3 separate regions of the Homo sapiens genome follow, and regions 1 and 2 are each linked to region 3. The links are chromatin contacts, found by Hi-C or POLR2A ChIA-PET in ENCODE. All regions are on one chromosome and are shown on one strand. Each heading gives the region's core, a stretch centred on a gene start or an enhancer-like site at or near the end of the contact. The rest is flanking DNA. Distances are from core to core; before and after follow the strand shown. Region 1 overlaps CCM2L (CCM2 like scaffold protein). Region 2 holds the start of HCK (HCK proto-oncogene, Src family tyrosine kinase). Region 3 holds the start of PLAGL2 (PLAG1 like zinc finger 2).

Region 1 (2,700 bases), core at 85-2,584, 190 kb after region 3:
TAAATGAGTTGATGCAGCCCTGTGTCTGGCATGAGCTGGCCCTAGATTCACGCTGGTGATTAGTGTCCTCGTGAATGTTACTGTGGTGGGGCCAACACTGACAACGTTGGAGAAGGAACGGGCTGGAGGTTAGATCTAGTTTGTTTTGGCCATTTTGAGAGTTCATCCCATTGAGGGAGTCAAGGGGAGATGCCCTGGAGGTGTCCAGGTCCGGAGTTTAGGAGCCATTAGGTGGGGCAGGTGCAGGGAGAAGGCAGGGGCAGATCCTAGGAACCTGGTGGGTGGGGCGGGGGCAAGGTGGGGGCGGGGAAGCAGCGTTCCCGAAGCCGGGCTTTGGGAGCAGGCTGCCCTCGGGCTCACCCTGTTGGCTACAGCCAGGATGACCAGGTTGCAGTAGGCGTCGGGGCTGGGGTCCTGCGGGTCGAGCGGGTTGGGGCCGGGGTGGCGCCGCTCCCAGCTGCCTCCCCCGCCGCTGCCCGCCTGCCTCCGCTCCCAGCTACCGCCCGGCTTTCCCGCGCCGCCGCCGCCGCCGCCGCCTCCGTGCCGCCGCTCCCAGCTGCCGCTGAACGTCTGCCGTCGCTCCCAGCTGCCCGACGCCCGCGCCCCGGCGCGCTGGCGCTCCAAGCTGCCGCCGCCGCCTCCCCCGGCCCGGGCCTCCGCGGCGCCCCCACCCCACCCCATCCGCCAGTCCAGGCTGCAGATGGTGTGGCGCCGCTCCGCGGTGCCCACCCGCCGCTTCTCGGGCGCCCCGCCTGGCGGGCCGGGGTCGCGTCCTGCGCCGCCTGGGCTGGCATCCACGCCGGCCGGCACCGGGTCCACACCCAGACCTAGGAGAGTCCGGGGGACCGTCAGCCGCGGGGATCGGGACTCAGAGACCCCCCCGCCCCGCCGAGGCCGGCTGGCCACCTGACCTCGCGGCTCTGGGGTTCCACCGCCGCCTCGCCCCCGGCTTTAAAGTAGCGCGGCGGTTCCCCGCCCACTCCGCTTCCACACTTTCGGGCCCGCCCCCGGCCTCAGTCTCCACCCCTGGCCTCTCGGTGGTCTGGCCAGGTGGCTTCCACGCTCCCCACGACGCCTGCGCCCCTGGCCTCAGACCTGCCCTCTGAACAGAGGGTGGTGGTCAGGCTGTCCCCTCCCAAGGGAGCCTTAACTGGGGACCCAGTCCCGGGTTTCAGGGACCGCCCCCTTGGATTCTGACTTCCCGCCTCTCCTCAGCCCCGCCCCTGGAATCAGGCCCCGCCCCCAGCCCAAGGGTCCACTCTAGCCTCAGAGCCGGGTGGTAACTGCGGATCCAGCCCTGGCCTAGGTCTTGGGCTTCTCCACCCTCTTAGTGCTCCACCACCTGGCCTCAGTGTAGTGGCTCAGGCCACCCACCTTCATCCTCAACCTCAGGCCCTGTCTGCTTTCCCAGAGCCTCTTCGGCCTGCCCCTAGTCTCAGGGTAGTATGGTCAGACCTTTTCCATCTCCTCTGCCCCCGCCGCAGGTCCCTCTCCTTCTCCATCCGCACACCTCCGGCCCCTGCCCCTGCCCCTGCCCCGCCCCCGCCCCCGCCCCTCCCCCGCCCCCGCCCCCGCCCCTCCCCCGCCCCCGCCCCCTCCCGCCGCACCGGTCTTGAGCACTAGCAGGTGCAGCGCGTCGTCCTGCAGGTAGGAGGCGGCGGCGATCTCGTGCGTAGGGATTCGCAGAATGAGCTCTTCATTGTCGCGCCAGGTGAGCAGCAGGCAGCGGGCAGACAGGCTCAGGATGCTGTCCTGCTCCGCCGTGGTCTTCAGCGGCAGCTCCTTCAGCTGCTGCAGGGAGGGGCAGATCTCGAGTTCCCGAGGTCCGCAGGTAGAAGAGGGAGAAGGGAGCGAGATCCTGCCCTCCTCCCTCCCCAGAGTCTCACCCTGGCGGTGTCTAGCAGCTGCAGGAGCTCGTCCCGACTGGAGGGGTTCAGTGAGGAAGTCACCCAGGTAAGGTGGCCCAGGAACTGGATGGAAATCGGGGTGAGAGAAGGACACAGAGATGTCACCCTGAAACCTTGAAGAACCCTGGCCTTCTCATTGATGCAGTGCGGATAGATTGAGATAGAAATACATGAATTAATATACCTGATAATAACTTTTACTGAGCCCTTAATAGAAGCTAGGCAAAGTTCTGAGCGCTCTCTATATATTCACTCATTCACCCTTGCTTTAAGGATGAGAAAAACCAAGGCAGGGTGTGGCTAACTAAAGAACTTGCCCAGGATTAGATAGCTAGAGAGGATCAAACTGGGATCCACATGCCAGAGCCCACACTCTCAACTGCTGGCTTATATTGCCTTAACACATAGTCATCTAGCTATAAGATTCCATAGGGAAGCAAAAGTTATTATAACAGCTTGAAAGAACTGACCACCTGTAAATTTCCTCTGGCCTGAGTGGCTCTCTCTACCCCAAGCATCATTGTCAAAGGAATTGCAAATCACTTGCCTTCCTTATGGTCTTGTTGCAGAAGTCAAATGGAAAGGGAAGAATGTTGGATCAAATTAGTATACCATTTTGTCAGGAAAAATGATGCACTAAATCAACAAATTTTTCCTTTACTCTTATATCCTAATGTTAGCACTTAAATGTTACTCAATATAATAGTTAACTTTTTTTTGAGATAGTCTCAGTGTCACTCAGGCTGGGGTTCAATGGCAAGATATCAGCTCACTGCAAGCTCTGCCTCCCGGG
Region 2 (2,700 bases), core at 123-2,622, 160 kb after region 3:
CAGGCTGGAGTGCAGTGGCGCGATCTCGGCTCACCGCAACCTCCACCTCCCAGGTTCAAGTGATTCTCGTGCCTCAGCCTCCCGAGTAGCTGGGATTAAAGGTGTGTGCTACTACGCCCGGCTAATTTTTGTACTTTTAGTAGAGACGGGGTTTCACCATGTTGGCCAGGCTGGTCTCAAACTCTAGACCTCAAGAGATCCACCTGCCTCGGCCTCCCAAAAAGCTGAGATTACAGGCGTGTGCCACCCTGCCCGGCCCCTTCAGTACCCAATTAATCCTCTAAACAACCCTGTGAAGGAGGTACTATTACTCTCCCCATCCTGCAGTTGTGAAAACAGAGGCAAAGAAAGGCCAAATCCTCTACCCCAGCCCCAACAGGCAGTTTGCCCCTAGAAGCCCCCTCCGCTACCCACTAGCCTGTCTCTCACACGCACCACCTCTCGCATACTCCAATTTCCTGCATCCTTGCAAGAAAGACTTCATAGCCCCGTTTTACAGATGAGGAAACGAATTCGGAGGCGGAGAATTCGTCCAAGGAGGAAAGAGACAGGGCATGCATGCAGTGTGGTCTGGGGCCAGGAGGTTTGGGGGTTTGACCTAGACCTGTTGTGGGAGGAGGGGCAGAGAGCCGACCAGCTGCAGCCGGCCTGGGTGTGGCTCGCACGTCACGCCTCCGCCCAACTACCCCCTTCCCCAAGCTGGCTGCCAACCCGGCGTGACCCGGCCCCCACCGGGAACCGTAAGGGCCTTCCCCTTCCCGGGTTCTGTGAAGCCCCATCCCTTCCTTCTTTTTCTTTTTTAAATTAAAAAAAAAATCCCCGCCCCCCCCCAAGAAGGGGAACCTGGACGGCCCAGAGAAGTGGTGGATAAAGTCACTGCACGGGCCCGAGCGTCCCCTTCCCCGGGAATCCAGCAGTCCGCAACAGTGCCGCCCCTCCCTAGGGCACCCTCCACTCGCTGTCGACCCCTCATCCCCCGGGCTACCCGCGGCTCCCCCGACGTTCCGTCTCCCCTCGCTGCCCCCAGCCGCACCCGTAGCCAGCCCTCCCCAGGCTCCTGGGCTCCCTCCGCCTCCTGGGACCCCTCGCGGGCCGGGTATTCCCGGTCCCCTGTGCGCGGCACTCACCTGGGCGCCCGCTCCTCGTCTCGCGGGCAGCCCGGATCCTCGCAGCTTGAGCGCCCCCCCAGCTCGGCAGCCCCTGAGGTTCCGGGGTGCCAGTGCCGGGAAACTGACTTTCTAGAACTAGAGGCGGGGGCGACGCTCTGAGGGGCTTTGGTGCCGCGGGCGTTTCTCGTCCTGCACTGTCTGAGTCCCTTCCCACTCGCCTCTAAGCCTCTGATGTGCTCCCGAGCTGGGACCAGGGACGTGGTGGCGCCCGCAGGCCATCTGGGCGCCTTAGCCGCGCCCTGAGCGAGGCTAACTCCGCCCCAAGTGTCCTAACACCTCCCCGAAGATTCAGACGCCACCCCAGGATCCTAACCGGCTCCCCGAGGGTCATAACCTCCGTCTCCTGCAAGAAGGATCCCAAACCCTCCACGAAGAGAAAAAAAATATTAGCACCATCCATAGGAGGCTTCTAACGCGTCCACCAAGGATGCGAACCCCCATCCCTTCCGCTCCACTTTCCCTAACACCTCCCCATCCCACCGCCCAGCGTCCTACCCCAGTCTCCAAAGGATCCCAAATCCCACTCCTAGGGATTCGAACCCGCCCGTCTAAGAACCCCAGCACCCGCTCCAAGGCTCCCAAGATACTAACCCCGCCCCGCCAAAGGATTTTTAATCCCACCTCTGAAGGATTTTTAAACTCAACTTGCCCCCAAAGATTCTAATCTGCCCAGTGGAAGGATCCGAACTCTCACTTCAGTGGATTCTAACCCTGCCCTAAGATTTAGAACACAAACCCCAGGGTTCCAATACCGCTCCTGCTCCTGCGCGATCTAACCTCCCGCCGCCTAAGAGTTTTAATACCCAGGGGTCTATACCGCCGGTCCAAAGATTCCAACCCTGCCCTTCAGAGATCCTAACCCCACCTATCAAGGGATTCCTGCCACAGTCTTCAAAGATTCCAACCCACCCTGGAAAGGCCTTACCCTACCCCGGAAGCATCGTGATCTCTTTTCCCCACCACTCCGACCCCTCCCTTCTGGCCCGGCCCTCCCCAACTCCGCGGCCCGAGACTTCCAGGCAGGTCTGTGGTCAGCGGTTTCTCTTCCGCAGGCCTGCTCCATTCAGACACCATGCAAAGTTCCTCTCTCGAAGGAACCACCATGGCCATGCAAAGTTCCCTGCCCGAAGGAACCACCCTGGCTTCCTGGCAGCTCAGAGGACTCCCAAGCTGGGGGAGGTGGTCGGGGGAGGGGAGGAGTCGGGCTGGAGGGTGACTGAGGCCCCAAGTGGATGGGATTGTGCCCAGCTCCAGGCAAGGGCAGAACACACCCTCTCCTGGAAAAGACAGGGGCTATCACCCTAAATGCTGTGTAACACACCTCCAAAATCTCCAAAACTACAAGAATTCTACCGCGTCTCTCTATTCCCGTTGCTACCAGCTGATCAGGACCACAGTCATTTCTTCATTCATTCATTCATAATTCATTCAGCAAAGCTGTCCTGGGGGCTGGGGAATGCAGGGGTTCTTAAATTTGGCACTATTGACATTTGGGCCAGGTAATTCTTTGTTGCGGGGGACTGTCCTGTGA
Region 3 (2,721 bases), core at 70-2,569:
TTCAGGGCCCTGAAAGTCATGGTCAGGAGTCTGGAAGCCACTGGGGGCCTTAAGATCATCCACTTCCACAATGATGATCCACCATACCCATTTCAACTGTGCACCTGGCATGGTCTTTAGATTCTCCCCTACCCTGCTCTCTTTATTTTCCCTTAGTATTCATCATCCTCTATGAAACTATGTATTTATTGTTTTATGTTTACCCCTTTTTGGGTTTGCTTGTTTCGAGACAGGGTCTCACTCTGTCACCCAGGCTGGCAGTGCGGTGGCACGATCAGAGCTCACTGCAGCCTCGAATTCCTCGGCTCAAGAGATCCTCCCACCTCAGCCTCCCAAGTAGCCGCCCAGATAACTCCCAAGGGACTACAAGCACACGATACCACGCTCTGCTTTTTTTTTTTTTTTTTTTTTTTGAGATTGGATTTTCACTATGTTGCCTAGGCTGATCTCGAGCTCCTGGCTTCAAGTGATCCTGCCTCGGTCTCTCAAAGTGGTGGGATTACAGAAGTGAGCCACCGCGCCTGGCCTACTTATTCTCAATTGTTTGTCTTCCCCAACTAAAATGAAGGCTCTACAAGGACACGGAGTTTATCTTATTCACTGCGGTATTCCCAGTACAGAGAACAGGGCCCGGCACAGAATAGGTGCCCCATAAATATTTGCTGAATCAATGAAAAATCACCAGGAGCCAGCGTGGGTCAGTGACATCAAGTCCTGCCCCACTAACTCCATTTACTGGACCCTGGACTGGCTTAGACCTCAAGCAAGTCACGTAACCTCTCCCAGCCTCAGTTTTCTCATCTGTCAAATGGAAAGTTGGACACGTTGGCCCCTCTGTGCCCTTGCAACTAAGGCAGAGAGGAGAAGAGCATGCCCCGTCCCGCTCTGAGGTTCTCTCCTGGACCTGTGAAGGTGTCTCTGGGCGCATCTGAGGAGTGGCTTTTCCTCTCCCGGCCTCAGTTTCTCCATCTGAGCAGAGGGCTTGGGAGGCCTTACCCATGCAGGGGCAGTAGAGCAGGTAACCGGCCGGGTCCCAGGAGCCCGCAGGCATCCCCGGGAGCGGCAGAAGCAGCAGCAGGAAAGACACGCTCAGCGGCCGTGCCCACGCGGCGGCGCCCATGTCGGCCCGGGAACCCGAGCCAGCCGCGGCGCACAGTCGGGGAGGGAAGGAGGGACGCGAGCGCCCGCCCCGCTCCCAGCGGTCCCTGCGCGCCGCCCGCGCACCGCCCCGGCCGCTCTAGCCCGCGGGCGGGCGGGACCATAGAGATCCCGCGGCACCGCCCCCTCCACGACCCGAGCGCCCGCTCGCGCGGCTCCCACAATGCACCGCACAATGGCCCGACCGCCGCCACTACCGGGGCCTGAGGGGGCCTGGCGGAGCCCGAGCGCGGCCCGGCCCGCAGCGTGGGGCCCCGAGCGCGGTGAGTGCCGGCGAGGGCCCCAGGGGACGGCGGGGAGAGGGGCGGGAGGCCGTCTCGCTGCGTCCGCGCGCCCTGTACCCGGAGCGGCGGCGCGCCTCATCTCGGGCCCCTCAGCGCGGTCGCCCACACCCCCGACCCGGGGCCCGGTCTGCGCCAACCCGGCCCCAGATAGGCCCTGGGGTGACGAAAACTCTCCCTGGACCCCATACCTGTGTCTGGGGGACCCGAGGAAGCCACCGGTCCCCTCCCTTCCGAGACCTGGAGACGCAGTCCTGAGGGTCCCCCATTCCCGACCCCTAGGCTCCCTGGAGACCCAGATAAGGCGCTGCTGACCTTACCAGGGACCCGGGTCTGGGGGACGCAGATAAGCTGCACCTGCTCCCTCCCTCCGACACGCCTACCCAGACCCACATAACCCCCTTTCCTGCTCCAGATAGCCCGCTCTGTACCCTGTTTCATTTTCCAGACTTACATAACTCCCTTTGAGGCTTCCCTCAAATATCTGGGTCTGGAGAAGTCGAATAAGCCCCACCTGTAGTTCCCTCCTCAGTGGCCATACTCCCAGGCTTTCGACATCTTCCATCCCGTTACCCATTTTGAGACCCTCTTGAAATTCAGAGGATACACTTCTGACTATCCCCATCCCCCCAGCCTTCCAGCCCTTATAATCCCCCATTTCATTCTTGTGGGGATCCCTTAGAGACCCAGGAAAGTTGCTCATGATTCCTTCCCATCCTCGCTCTTCCTTCCCATCCCAGAGACTCCCTCCAGACTTCTCCCTGGATTTCCTTTGCTTCTCCAGCCCTCATCCACTCCCATCTCTCCCAGGCTCGGGGAATTGAACCTTTCCCACACCACAGTGGGGTGATCTAAAAGTTGGCCTGGGACCAGGCTGTGGCCCACCTTGGTGGGGAGAAAGGGGCCTGTTAGGTGGAGGATATGGGGACACCTGTGTGGGGGAATCGGTGCTTTCACCTGCAAGCTTAGCCTGTCTCCTGGCTTGTGTGTTTTTCCACCTGTCAGCCATGGGACTGTGTGTAGAGTCTGGTCTTGGGTTTCTAACCTTTCTCTCCTAAGGTGAGGCCACCAGATTGGGAGCGGGGGTGTCGAATCACGTTTTCTCCCCATGAAAATGGGGTTGTGATGAGTTGCAGCCATTTGTTCAAGGCCTCCCCAGGAGTGGGAGGCAGCAGGAATCTGAGGAAATAGTGAATCAAAGAGACTCCAAAGAGGGCCCATCTACACTGACAGAAGAATTAGCAGCCTGAGAGTAAATCCAACCCCTGTTAATCCTGTTTGA

Evidence for each region. A loop is a pair of places that touch in the nucleus more often than their neighbours do. ChIA-PET counts read pairs that join two places held with the same protein, here RNA polymerase II (POLR2A). Pooled maps may share reads with other maps.
Region 1: a map of naive thymus-derived CD4-positive, alpha-beta T cell shows a loop between it and region 3 (21-fold over the local background). The contact joins the enhancer-like site here to the promoter of PLAGL2 in region 3. A Hi-C loop is called at or near these places in 1 of 168 maps with a recorded cell type or tissue (naive thymus-derived CD4-positive, alpha-beta T cell) and 4 of 50 pooled maps. POLR2A ChIA-PET finds 5 or more read pairs at or near these places in 2 of 52 experiments (MCF 10A and activated T-cell).
Region 2: a map of Panc1 shows a loop between it and region 3 (4-fold over the local background). The contact joins the promoter of HCK here to the promoter of PLAGL2 in region 3. A Hi-C loop is called at or near these places in 2 of 168 maps with a recorded cell type or tissue (B cell and Panc1) and 4 of 50 pooled maps. POLR2A ChIA-PET finds 5 or more read pairs at or near these places in 4 of 52 experiments (Caco-2, HEK293, PC-3 and 1 more).

Annotation. Positions count from the first base shown.
Region 1 is chr20:32,017,070-32,019,769 of GRCh38, reverse strand. CCM2L (CCM2 like scaffold protein) reads right to left here. Exons shown (of 10, transcript NM_001365692.1): 3 at 1,887-1,970; 4 at 1,608-1,791; 5 at 361-827. Among named protein-coding and RNA genes, the nearest start is that of CCM2L, 8.0 kb to the right of the region's middle. RefSeq lists a silencer at 881-1,010. Within about 2 kb of position 1,334, at least 7 of the 41 ENCODE cell types and tissues checked have a DNase peak (open chromatin) inside an H3K27ac peak, as active enhancers do.
Region 2 is chr20:32,050,914-32,053,613 of GRCh38, reverse strand. HCK (HCK proto-oncogene, Src family tyrosine kinase) reads right to left here and starts at 1,372. Exons shown (of 13, transcript NM_002110.5): 1 at 1,128-1,372. The coding sequence starts at 1,189. RefSeq lists a silencer at 953-1,012.
Region 3 is chr20:32,206,341-32,209,061 of GRCh38, reverse strand. PLAGL2 (PLAG1 like zinc finger 2) reads left to right here and starts at 1,319. Exons shown (of 3, transcript NM_002657.3): 1 at 1,319-1,421. It overlaps POFUT1 (protein O-fucosyltransferase 1), which reads right to left and starts at 1,182. Exons shown (of 7, transcript NM_015352.2): 1 at 997-1,182. The coding sequence starts at 1,120. RefSeq lists enhancers at 843-972, 435-1,348 and a silencer at 1,113-1,532.